Regions from separate parts of the Homo sapiens genome. Here region 2 is linked to region 1. Evidence: chromatin contacts called from ENCODE Hi-C or POLR2A ChIA-PET data. All regions are on one chromosome and are shown on one strand. Each heading gives the region's core, a stretch centred on a gene start or an enhancer-like site at or near the end of the contact. The rest is flanking DNA. Distances are from core to core; before and after follow the strand shown.

Region 1 (5,855 bases), core at 1,802-4,301:
TGGAGCACAGGATGGGGACATAGGTTGGCATGAGAGGAGTGAAGCTGAGAAGCAAGCCAATTAGACAGGGCCTCACAGACCATGGCAAGATGCATGAATGCTATCTGAGGGCATTGATGAGTTCCAAGCATGGGAGCAGAACAATTGGATTTATTCTAAGAAGCTGATTATGGCTGTTAGTCAGAGAGAGGAACGTACAGAAAGCAAGAGCAGAGGCGAAAAGGCCAATGAGAGGCTACTACACGTGGAATGATGGTGGTAAAGAGGCAGAGAAGTGGGTGGACAAGAGACTCGCTTGGAGATAGAATTAACAGGACTTGCTGTTGTGTTGGCCATAAGTGGCAAGGAAAAGATGACTTCCAGGATTTTATCTTTGGAAATTGGGTGGCTGGGAGTGACATTATTAAAATGAGGGAGGCTGGGGTAGAAAGACAGGATTGAGGAGTGGAAACAAGAATTCCATTTTGAACATGTTGAATTTTTTTTTTTTTAATAGAGACAGGGTCTCACTATGTTGCCCAACTGGTCTTAAAATCCTGGGCTCAAATGTTCCTCCCACCTCAACCTCCCAAAGTGCTGGGATTACAGGTGTGAGACATCACACCTACCCTGAACATGTTAAGTTTTAAATGCCTAAGAGACATCCAATCAGAGATGTCAAGCAACTAGTTGGATTTGTAAGTCTGGAGCTCAGAGAAGACATAAATTCAGGAGGTATCAGCCCATAGAATATTTTTAAAGCCATGAATGAATGAGTTTCTTTAGGAATGTATAAAGAGGGCCCAGAAGAAATCCATATGGAACACTAAAAACGCTAGTTTTGAAGAAGTATATCTGGTGTGACATCATTTTGGTTAAAAAACAAAGCCCCAAAATTCCATCATAACATAAACGCAGAAGATATCTGCATAAATAAATATTCATCTAACGGTTTATGGGGGTTATCTCTGGATAGTTGGGAGCAAAACGCTCATTGACACCCATGAAAGTCAGGTCTATGCCCAAGAACCTTTTTGCACCTGGTCTTTCCCAAATGGCTGCTTAAGGGACCCAGGAGGAGGAGCCTGGAAGTTATGGTGCCCGATTTGATGATGAACCTAGGAGAAGCCACTCTGCATTTGTTACCCAAGGGAATAGGAGGAATGGGAGGGCTTTCATTTTCTCAGTTGTATATTTCTGTCAACATTAAAACTTTTATAAAGAACATCATTATTACTTTTGTAGATAGAGAAAAACAATAAATAAAATTATTTTAAATGGTGGCATCCATTGTTGGTGAAGCCACTGTACAGTGGAAACGCACATCTCTTTGGAGAAAATGTGAATTGGTATGACTTTCTGAAATGACATTTGAATGAATTTGAATGAATTTCATGCAAATGAAATTTTATGTCAAGCTCCTTAAAATGTTCATATCTTTTCACATTCAGGCACCTATGCTAGGGAAATAATCAGAGATGGGTGTTAGGAACCATGGAAAGATTTCAGTAGTTTTAAGATAACAATTTGGCCTGGGTCCATGAACCCTACAAATGCCCCCAACTTGGCTGGGTCCAGCCATCCCTTATCTCCATAACATCTTTAAGGGAGCTGTACACACAAGGAACAAGGAATGTATGGGACACCAAATGACCACTGACGATTCCCTACCTCATGTCTGCACCTTTGCCTGCAGAACTCCATGGAGTGCGTGCTTCTTAGCCCAAGGCCCCAGGGAAGTTTCTCCCAAGCCCAGTTTCTGGATGAATACACATGAAATGGTGAGGTGGCTGAGTCCACTCTGGAAGACCGGGCCTCCTTGCGTGGTTGAGAGGAGAACATCAGAGACAGGGACCATGCTCAAATGCACCAGCTTTTAATAACTGGGTTTGGTACCATGGCTTGTCACCCCACTCCACCCCAACCACCAGAATAAAAACGTATTATTAGACTCTAGCAGAGGCCGACTCACCCTGAAACAAACACACTGGGACTTTCTGGTGCCTCGCCTGTCCAGGCCTCCTCCTTGCCCCTGAGCCTAGTATTGCATTCATTCATATGCTTTTATTCCTTTCTTAAAGGGGGTCTCTAAAACTGCATAAGTCTCAGGTCCCAGCAGACTGGGATGTTCTTGCTTTCAGAAATTTGAGATGGGAAATAAGAAAATAATCCAGCCGTTGGTGGTAGGAGCTGCAGCTGTCTGAAAGGAGGGATCATGAGGGACCCTGAGGAGAGCAGAGCAATGAGCACGCCAGAGATTTGTTTCAGCTGGCCTTGTGAGAGCACTAGGCCTGGAGAGTGAAAAGGAAGATGCAAGTGCCGGCAGAGCTGCGGTGTTGCGGGGAGGAGTGAATGAGTGAGTGTGATGATGCATGACTGCCTGAGCTTGCACTCTGCACAGTGAGTGCTTGCTGAACTTCGTCGGTATAGTTATTGTTAGCACTGCTGATATTACTGTGAAGGTCCGCGCACTCCATTTCCTGGGGTCCTTGGAGCCTGGTTCTGCTCTGGATAAAATGGTCAGGGAAGTCTAACACGCAGCTCTGAGTACACCCCCTGAAGGGGACAGAAGCTGAGAAATTGACCCTCCTCCACTTCACACGTACACCAGAATAGGGAGACCACGGGACAAAGCGCTCATTGACACCCATGAAAGTTAGGTCTGTCCCCAAGAACGCCTTTCCACCTGGTCTTTCCCAGATGGCTGCTTGAAGGGCTCAGGAGGAGGAGCCTGCAAGTCATGGTAACCGATTTGATGATGAACCTATGAGAAGCCACTCGCATTTGCTACCCCAGGCCACCCACATTGGTGTTCTTTGTTTCTACTACTAGTTTACAACATCTTTCTATTCTACTGCCAGGGAGGAAAAAAGGTGTTCCACAAAACTGCCCAAGAGGACATACCTAGGAGGAGCGTCTGACATCAGCGGGGATCTTTGTGCTGCCCTTTCAAACCCTCGCCTCACTAATTACCCAGCAGGAGACAGCCAGCTCCATCCATATTGGAGTTTCACCTTTAATTAAACTTTAATTCACTCATGCCTTATCCTTGTGGCCACATGCTGCTGGGAATCAGTGCCACAGCAACTTGGACCCAGGCCAGAACCTTGCAGAAGAACACCCAGAGGCATCACCAAGTAAAAATAGACTTTCCTGACTATTAAATCCAACACTGTACTCAGGGAACCAACAAGAGTGCTCTCAAGGAAAGCTGTGATCTGCCTATAGGCAAAGAATGGATGATTTCAGTAATTCCTCCCCTCCCCTCCCCGCCCCAACTACACAGGGAGACTCAAACAAACTAGGATTATACAATTACCCATTTAACTTCATCTCATTTCCGATAAGAAGTAATCAGGGGAAGCATAAGAAAACCAAGAACTTCCAACCACTCACATTTATGAAGTGCTAACTCCGTGCCAGGCATGATGGGGAAATGAGATGAAATCAGCTTTCTGTAGACATTGTCAGGGCCCTGCCTACTGTGCACCTGGCAGTCACCTACAGTTCCCACAGGCCCACAGCTTCCTACCCTACACATCTGCATGTCTCTGACAGGCCATTCTCTGGCTGTGGGCATGTGCGGCAAGTCAGCAGGACTGCCCGGAAGTGCCAGGGAGTTAATGCTCCAGGAGTGGTTCCAATGAGGGACAGGAGCTGGTGGACAAACACCCCAGCTTCCTCAACTATTGGTTCCACTTCTTCTCTCAGAATGTCTCTCAGAAGGTCCCCCAGGAGGGAGCCCCAGGTGACTGCCCTAGCCTCCAGCTCATTAATTCACCTTGTATTGGCTTTCATTCTTCTCTGACTCACTTCCCTTCTCTCTCACCAAGCTTTTAGGAATCACTTTTCAGATAAACTACTTGCACCCAATCCTAGTCTCAGTGTCAGCTTTTGGAGGAACACTAACGAAGACACAATTTTAGTCTTAACCTTGATGATAATGACACAAGTTAACTTTAATAAACGTGAAGGCCTAAAACTCAAATATCCATAAGCCAAAAGCCAATGTGATCAAATATCTAAGGCCAAACCCAAGTGGGGCCTAAGGGGCCCTGGAGAGCAGGTATCCTCTTTGGGAGGTAGCTACTAGTCTACTCAAGAGGCTGTTTCCATGCAAGAAGGTGGGGCCAGTATTGTTAGAGCTTCCAATTTTTAAAGAGATGCTGGAATTCTGCATTTTTATATGGACTTTCCCAATTTTTGAATGTTGAAATCAACTCAAAAATTTGAAAGCACTATGAAGCCCAAGAGAAATCCATCCATGGACAAGAGCATGCCCACAGACCCCAGTTTGTGACCTCTGGTTCCACTGGATTTAATAATCCAGCAGCCACTGTTGACCCTTCCCAGGGCAGTTTAAATTGAGTAGTGAGGCCAGAAAGCATATTGTGGAGAGCTGAGAAAAGAATTGGAAGTGAGAAAATAGAGAAAGCCAGTATAGATGATTCTTTCCAGAGCAGAGATAGAGTAGTAGATATTGAAGTGAAATAAATATTTTAATTCTTAAAGTTTGGGCACTCAAAAATACCTTTAAACCAGGAGGCAAGATCAAGGATTAAAGAACAGGATGAAGACAGTGGAGAGACAGGGAGTAACCAATTGAGTAAAGTCCCTCAGCGAAGGCAAGAACAGGCGGGCTAGCTGTGGGATTGGCCTTCAACATGAGGAAAGCCTACCATTCTCTGAAATGTGGGGCAGAAGATACATGACACACTAAGGTAAAGAATCTCTAAAGTATCCTAAGGCAGAGCAGCTCATTAAAAAAAAAAAAAAAAATTTTCGGGCATGGTAGCTCACTCCCGTAATCCCAGCACTTTGGGAGGCCAAGGCAGGTGAATCATTTGAGGTCAGGAGTTCAAGACCAGCTTGGCCAACATGGTGAGACCCCATCTCTACTAAAAATATAAAAATTATCTAGGCATGATGGCACATGCCTGTAATCCCAGCTACTTGGGAGGCTGAGGCAGGAGAATGGCTTGAATCCCAGAGGCGGCGGTTGCAGTGAGCCGAGATTGCACCACTGCACTCCAGCCTGGGCAACAGAGTGAAACTCTGTCTCAAAAAAAAAAATTGACTAGGTATTTTTATTTTTATTTTATTATCTAATTATAAAATTAATATGTGTTTATTTTGGAAATGTTGGAAAATATAGAAAATAATAAAGATGAAATTAAACATTTCCTGTTATTCCACATCCTAGAAAGAACTGTTGCTGGAAAAGGGATATTGATTCCAGGCCCCAAGAGAGGGTTCTTAGATCTCACACAAGAAGGAATTCAAGGCACATCGCAGAGTGCAGTGAGAAGAGATAGTTTATTGAAAGCTACTCAGTTACAGAGTAGGGCATCCTCAGAAAGCAAGAAGAAGACTGCCTTGTCTTTTTTTTGAAGTTTTACTTATATAGGGTCTAGTCTATGTAAAAGCTAAGCTAAGGTATGTCTACATGCAGGTGGGCTGACAGCATAGCAAAATTTATTACTCTGTTTAGTTAAAGAAAACTATCCTTCTATAATCCCAGCACTTTGATAGGCCAAGGCAGGAGGATCGGTTGAGCCCAGGAGTTTGAGACCAGCCTGGGCAATATAGTGAGACCCTGTCTCTAAAAAAAGAGAAAGAAAGAAAAATAAAAAATAAAACGATCCTTGACATTTTAGTGTGCAATTACATCAAAGCATAATTATCTTGAAAGCATATATGGTCATGGGTATTGGGACATCTGGACTTTCCATTGTTGTAGGAGTGTGTCCTTGCAGGTATCTTTAAACTGTTTCCTCAATGGTGAATATCTTATGACTATGTGTCATGACCCACAAGGAATGTGTCTTGTTAGTCCCAAGAGGGAGCTGATATTAAAATTATGTTACTGTGGCTCT
Region 2 (5,855 bases), core at 1,490-3,989, 140 kb after region 1:
TAATAACCACACAAGAGACGGAAAAGTTGTCAAATATAAAAAGGTGTTGGGTCCAGAATGACTTATAACAGGTGAAATTTTCATACCTTTATAGGACATTTTGGCCCTAAGTTATGCTTTCCTAAATAATATGAAACTGTATATATACCTTCTATAGACATGGTCTCACTCTGTTGCCCAGGCTGGAGTTCAGTAGTGTAATGAGTTTCTTGGTTGGATGCAAACTGGTGCATTCACTGAGGTGGGGGAACCCTGGAGGAGGAACAGGGGGATGAGGGAAGGATGATGAGATTAGTTTGGAACATTTTGAATTTTAGGCTTTTGTAGAATAATTAGAAATCAACAGGCAGTTTCAAACCCAGACCTCTAACTCCAAGCTATCTGCACACTGCCTGGCCAATAGGAAGCACTATTGCCATGAGTGTTATTAAATCTGGACTGCAGAAAGAGATACGGGAGTGTCTTACAGGAGAGTGGTGAGATACGCACGAATAATAATAATGTCAGCAATAATATAGCACTTATTTTGACTTAGTTCAGTACAGAACTGGACTCTGTCCATAAAAAGAGTCAAACTCAGTAAAATATTTAAAGAGATTTATTCTAAACTAAATATGAGGACCAGTGACCCACGACACAGCCCCAGGGGGTCCTGAGATCTTGTGCTCAAGGTGGTCGGGCTACAGCTTGGTTTTACATGTTTTAGGAAGATATAAGATATCAATCAATAAATGTAGGATGTACATTAGCTCCATCCGGAAAGGAGGGACAACTCGAAGTGGGGAGTGTGGGGGCACCTTCCAGGGCGTAGGTGGATTCAAAGATTTCCTTTCCTTTCCTTTCCTTTTTCCTTTCCTTTCCTTTCCTTTCCTTTCCTTTCCTTTCTTTTCTTTTGAAGATTTCTAACTGGCAATTAGTTGAAAGAGTTATGGACTGGGCACGGTGGCTCACGCCTGTAATCCCAGCACTTTGGGAGGCCGAGGCGGGCGGATCACGAGGTCAGGAGATCGAGACCATCCTGGCTAACACGGTGAAACCCCGTCTCTACTAAAAATACAAAAAATTAGCTGGGCATGGTGGCGGGCGCCTGTAGTTCCAGCTACTCAGGAGGCTGAGGCAGGAGAATGGCATGAGCCCGGGAGGCAGAGCTTGCAGTGAGCCGAGATCGCGCCACTGCACTGCAGCCTGGGCGACAGAGCAAGACTCTGTCTCAAAAAAAAAAAAAAAAAAAAAAAGTTATTAGCTAAAGACCTGGAATCAATTGAAGGGAATGTCTGAGTTAAGATAAGGGGTTTTGGAGACCAATGTTCTTATTATGCAGATGAAACCTCCAGGTAGCAGGCTTCAGAGAGAAACGATTGTAAATGTTTCTTACCAGACTTCAAAAGGTGCCAAACTCTTAGTTAATTCTCTACTGGATCAAGGAAAACACTTTGAAAGTGAAGGGGATTCTTTACAGGATGTAGATTTTCTTCACAAAAGACAGCTTTACAGGGTCATTTCAAAATATGTCAAAGAAATACATTTTAGGGTAAAATACTTCAGTTTATTTCAGGGCCTGTTATCTGTCACATGAGACTATACTAGAGTCAGGTTAGAATTTGATGTCTTATTGCTATAAAGAGTTTGTTTTGGGCTGGGCGTGGTGGCTCACGCCTGTAATCCCAGCACTTTGGGAGGCCGAGGCGGGCGATCACGAGGTCTAGTTCAAGACCAGCCTGGTCAACATGGTGAAATCCCGTCTCTACTAAGAATACAAAAATTAGCCGGGCGTGTTGGCACGTTCCTGTAATCCCAGCTACTCAGGAGGCTGAGGCAGGAGAATTGCTTGAACCCGGGAGGCGGAGGTTGCAGTGAGCCGAGATCGGGAAACTGTACTCCAGCCTGGGCTACAGAGTAAGACTCCATCTCGGAAAAAAAAAAAAAAAGTTTTAGTCAGTCTCAAGATCTCTGTTTTAATGTTAATGCTGGTCCGTAGTGCCTGAATTCCAAGGGCATAACGAGGCAAGTCCGATCCCCTGCTTCCCATCATGGCCTGAACTAGATTGCCAGGTTTTCTTTGGAATGTTTTGGCTGAGAGAAGTGGTCCATTCAGTTGGTTGGGGGACTTAGAATTTTATTTTTGGTTTACAAAACTGTTGCATGAATTGACTCAGTTAATTCACTGAATTTATAAATTACAAACTTTTACCATTCTCAACTGATAAATTGAGGCAACGATTTAAGTATAACTTGAGCAAGTCCATATAGAGTGGAGCCAGGAACGCAGACAATGAGACACCATACCCCATGGTCTTAGGTCACAGTCATTCAGTGGGAGACAGGGGCTATAAATTCATTAGAAGGTTAAGTTAGGAATTAAGTAATTAGGTAAGGAATTAGGAATTCAGTTAATTAAGTTACAAATTGTTAAATATGGAGGAATTTATCATGTAGTTGGGGTACTAAGACATAAGAGAAAATAATAAAGAAAAACAGGAGCGGCCGGGCGCGGTGGCTCACGCCTGTATTCCCAGCACTTTGGGAGGCCGAGGCGGGCGGACAGCTTGAGCTCAGGAGTTCGAGAACAGCCTGCGCAACATAGCGAGACCCCCGTTTCAAAAAACACACGAAAAAATTAAAATTAAAAAACAAACAAACCAGGCGCAGAGCGGTTGTGGAGAAGGGAAGCGAAGGGTTGGAGTTTCGTTTCGTGGGAACCATAGAGAAGGGCCAGCCTCCCGGCTTCCTAGAGAGGCTGTAGGGACCGACGGCCGGCCAGCTAATGCTTCCGTCTTGGCCACCTTGCGAGCGCTCGGGTTGAGTTTCCCGGGCTTCCCTGACTCGGCTACCTGTTCTGGAGGTCAGGCTTTGGGCCCTTGCAGAGGTCGCCGAGGGGCCCGCGCCGCCGCCAGAGCCTGGGCCCAGTCCCCAGTCTTCAGAGACGCCCTCGACCTTCCTGCTCCGAGGAGCTGGCCTGATGTCCTCGGGTCGCGGTATTCATGGGGAGGATGGGAGCCGTGACTATAGGGTCTCCTGCTTCCCAGGGTGGAGCGTTCAGATCCCGGTTAGGTCTTCGGTCAGCATCACCCGCTGGGACATTAAGCGTCTTACCCTTGTCACCCGGGGCTGGGTCACCACTTATATTTTGTCCTGCAGCCTGTGGTTTGTTTAGGGGTCCCCGTTATATCCTACTTTCTCTCCAGAGACTTGTTTTGGGTTTTTGCCATGAACACTAGAAGCATTCAATACAAACTGTTTAGTAATGCATTCATAGTGGGGCCAAGAATTTTTTTTAAAAAACAGCCACGAATCCACTGCAGTTCTTGACTCTTACTTTACAGATATTCTTTCTAGAGTTTCCAGTGTCACCAAGCAGATCTATAGGAGAATATGCAGAGGGAGCATTTGCAACATCCCATGAATCAGTGGAGAGGGTGAATGACAGCAGCTAGTGTGCCAAGAATATCTGCAATGCTAGTGGCAGGAGACAGAGGGGAAGAGGCGGCAAGTGTAGGAGACGAGACAGATCAGTCTCATTGTGGTTCTCTCTTAGCTCCGCAGGTTCTTACTTTTTCAAACCTAGAGGGCAGTGCATGAAGCCAGGGGTCATCAGCCATGCTCCAGACAGTGTGGTTCCAGGTGAGCAGAGCTTTCTTTCAGCTTTCCATACTCAGAACAGATATGGAAGGTCAGTACAGCCCCAGTAGCCTGACTTGGCCAGTCTCATGCTTAGTTTTACATCCTTCAATAAAGTATGTAAAAACAGTATGCGAGGGGAGTTGACGAACGAGAGTAGGTGAATTTGGGAGAGTCAGGTAGGTTGGAAAAGAAGGAATGAATTATCCTAGAAAGTGGGAATCTGCATTCATGAGAACTGAAAGTGTGGCCTGGAGATGAGCAGCTTTTGCATTACAGAGGGCTCTTGTTAGGCAAAATGTCAGGCCCCCTCCCCAGATCTCCTAAATCAGAATCTACATTTTTACAAGATCTGGAAAATTAAAGGGCAGATTAAAATTTGAGGAGTGCTAGTCTGCGTTCACAGTACACAAAGAAAAGCCATTTCTGAGGTTAAATAGACACTTCCAAGGGAGGAGTTTACCCTGCAGACCACTCAGTTAAGGTACAGTGAAGCCAGAACTGGAAACATGTGGAAAATGTAGATTGATGAGGGAGATGTATTTTTGGAGGAATGATGAGTTTGGAGCTGAAGCCAGTGCCTTTAGCTCAATGCGAAGACGTCAGTCTAACCTCTGTGAGAGTCTATATCCTTTCTTGGCTACAAATTCATGTAGCATTGGGAGGACTTTTCCCTCCAGTTTTCTTGGTGGTAGATGATGGTTTTACTGGATTTTTCTCCAGTGTCCTAGATCATGGAATGAGAAAGCTGAGTTTATCATGTAATGGATGTATCTTGTAATGAGAAAGCTCCATCCCAAGGACTTAAAAACAATGTGTGTGTCCTTTTGGTGGATATTGGACCATCCACTTCTGTTCGAGAACTTCAGCAAAAATTCATTCCTACAAGTCAGGAAGTGTGCTGTGGGGGTATGCTGTGCTCTCCTGGTGCTTTGCCTGAAGTACAGAAATCACTTAGGATTAGATTCCCCAAAGAGGACCCCAAATGACAGTGGATTAAACGAGGTAAAGGCTTCTCTCTCATACAAAAGTATCAAGAGTCAATACAGGGCTAGTGTGGCAGCTCCCCTATTATGCTCTCAGGCTCTGTCTTTCTGCTCTACCATCCTAGCAGTGTCTCACCTGCTCTAGGCCACTTTATTGTCCAAGGTGGCTGCTTGATCTCTAGCCATCATGTGTGCATTCCAGCTAGAAGAGGAGCTGCCCAAAAAAAGATGAACCTCTCTCTTTTAGGAACCTTCCCATAAGTCCCCAACAATATTTATACTTGCATTTCATTGGCCCCACTTGGTTGCCCGGGTTGAGTGCAACCTCAAGTAAAATTAGGATTCCAATACTAAGAAAGAAAGGGGGTACACACACACCTGTCAGTCTTTGCTACAATCTCTAAGAGGAACATTTGTCATTTAGAATCTTCTAGGAAGTTCCCCCAATCTCATCTGTGGTTGTAGTAAGTGCTGAGATTTAGATGATATCATGTGCCAGGTGATATCTTCGTGCGTTACAGATAATAACTTAATGCCATTCTTGTAAGAGTCCTTTCAGATAATTACTATTGTTATCCCAGTTTTACAAATGGGGGCAACTGAGGCACAGAAAGTTTAATTGTCTCATCCAAAGTTAACAGCTAATGAGTATTAGAGATACTATTTGAACTTAGGGAGTCTAGCTTAGAGCAGGGTTTTTCAACCTTGGCATCATTTACATTTGGGCCAGATAATTCTTTGTTTGGGGGATGTCCTGTTCATTATAGGATATTCAGAAATGGCCCTGGCCCACTATCTACTAGATGCCAGTAGCACTACCATTACCACCACACTGCAGTTCTGACAACTAAAAATGTCTCCAGATATTGCCACATAGTCTCTGGGGGACAGAATTGCCCCCATGTTGAGAGCCATAGCCTTAACATCTGTGCCATTTGCCACTATGTTGTGCTGCCCCTGTAACCCACTTCCTATAGAAGGGAGTCAATAGCCCCACTTAATGGAGAAAGAGTAAGTGCAAGTAAAGGACAGAAGAGTGATCACAGATAGAGAAGATCTGGAGAAGCTAAGTGTTTCAGAAAACAAGGAACCAAAGAATGTGCTGATAATTAGAGTGATGTTTCAGAGGTATGGAGAGGTAGAGCATAATGTCAAGAAAAGTTGAGGTCCATATTCCCAGCTAGTTGTTGACTCTGAAGGAAGTAAGAGAAGAGTATTAACAGATGTATCTATTCTGCACTGTCCAGGAAG

The links. A loop is a pair of places that touch in the nucleus more often than their neighbours do. ChIA-PET counts read pairs that join two places held with the same protein, here RNA polymerase II (POLR2A). Pooled maps may share reads with other maps.
Region 2: a pooled map shows a loop between it and region 1 (2.4-fold over the local background). The contact joins the promoter of ZNF619 here to the enhancer-like site in region 1. A Hi-C loop is called at or near these places in 10 of 50 pooled maps. POLR2A ChIA-PET finds 5 or more read pairs at or near these places in 4 of 52 experiments (Caco-2, H1, K562 and 1 more).

The regions. Positions count from the first base shown.
Region 1 is chr3:40,330,545-40,336,399 of GRCh38, forward strand. No RefSeq gene overlaps it. Among named protein-coding and RNA genes, the nearest start is that of EIF1B, 24 kb to the left of the region's middle. Within about 2 kb of position 3,052, at least 2 of the 41 ENCODE cell types and tissues checked have a DNase peak (open chromatin) inside an H3K27ac peak, as active enhancers do.
Region 2 is chr3:40,474,383-40,480,237 of GRCh38, forward strand. ZNF619 (zinc finger protein 619) reads left to right here and starts at 2,740. Exons shown (of 5, transcript NM_001145093.4): 1 at 2,740-2,975; 2 at 3,536-3,621. The coding sequence starts at 3,598. RefSeq lists an enhancer at 2,914-3,053.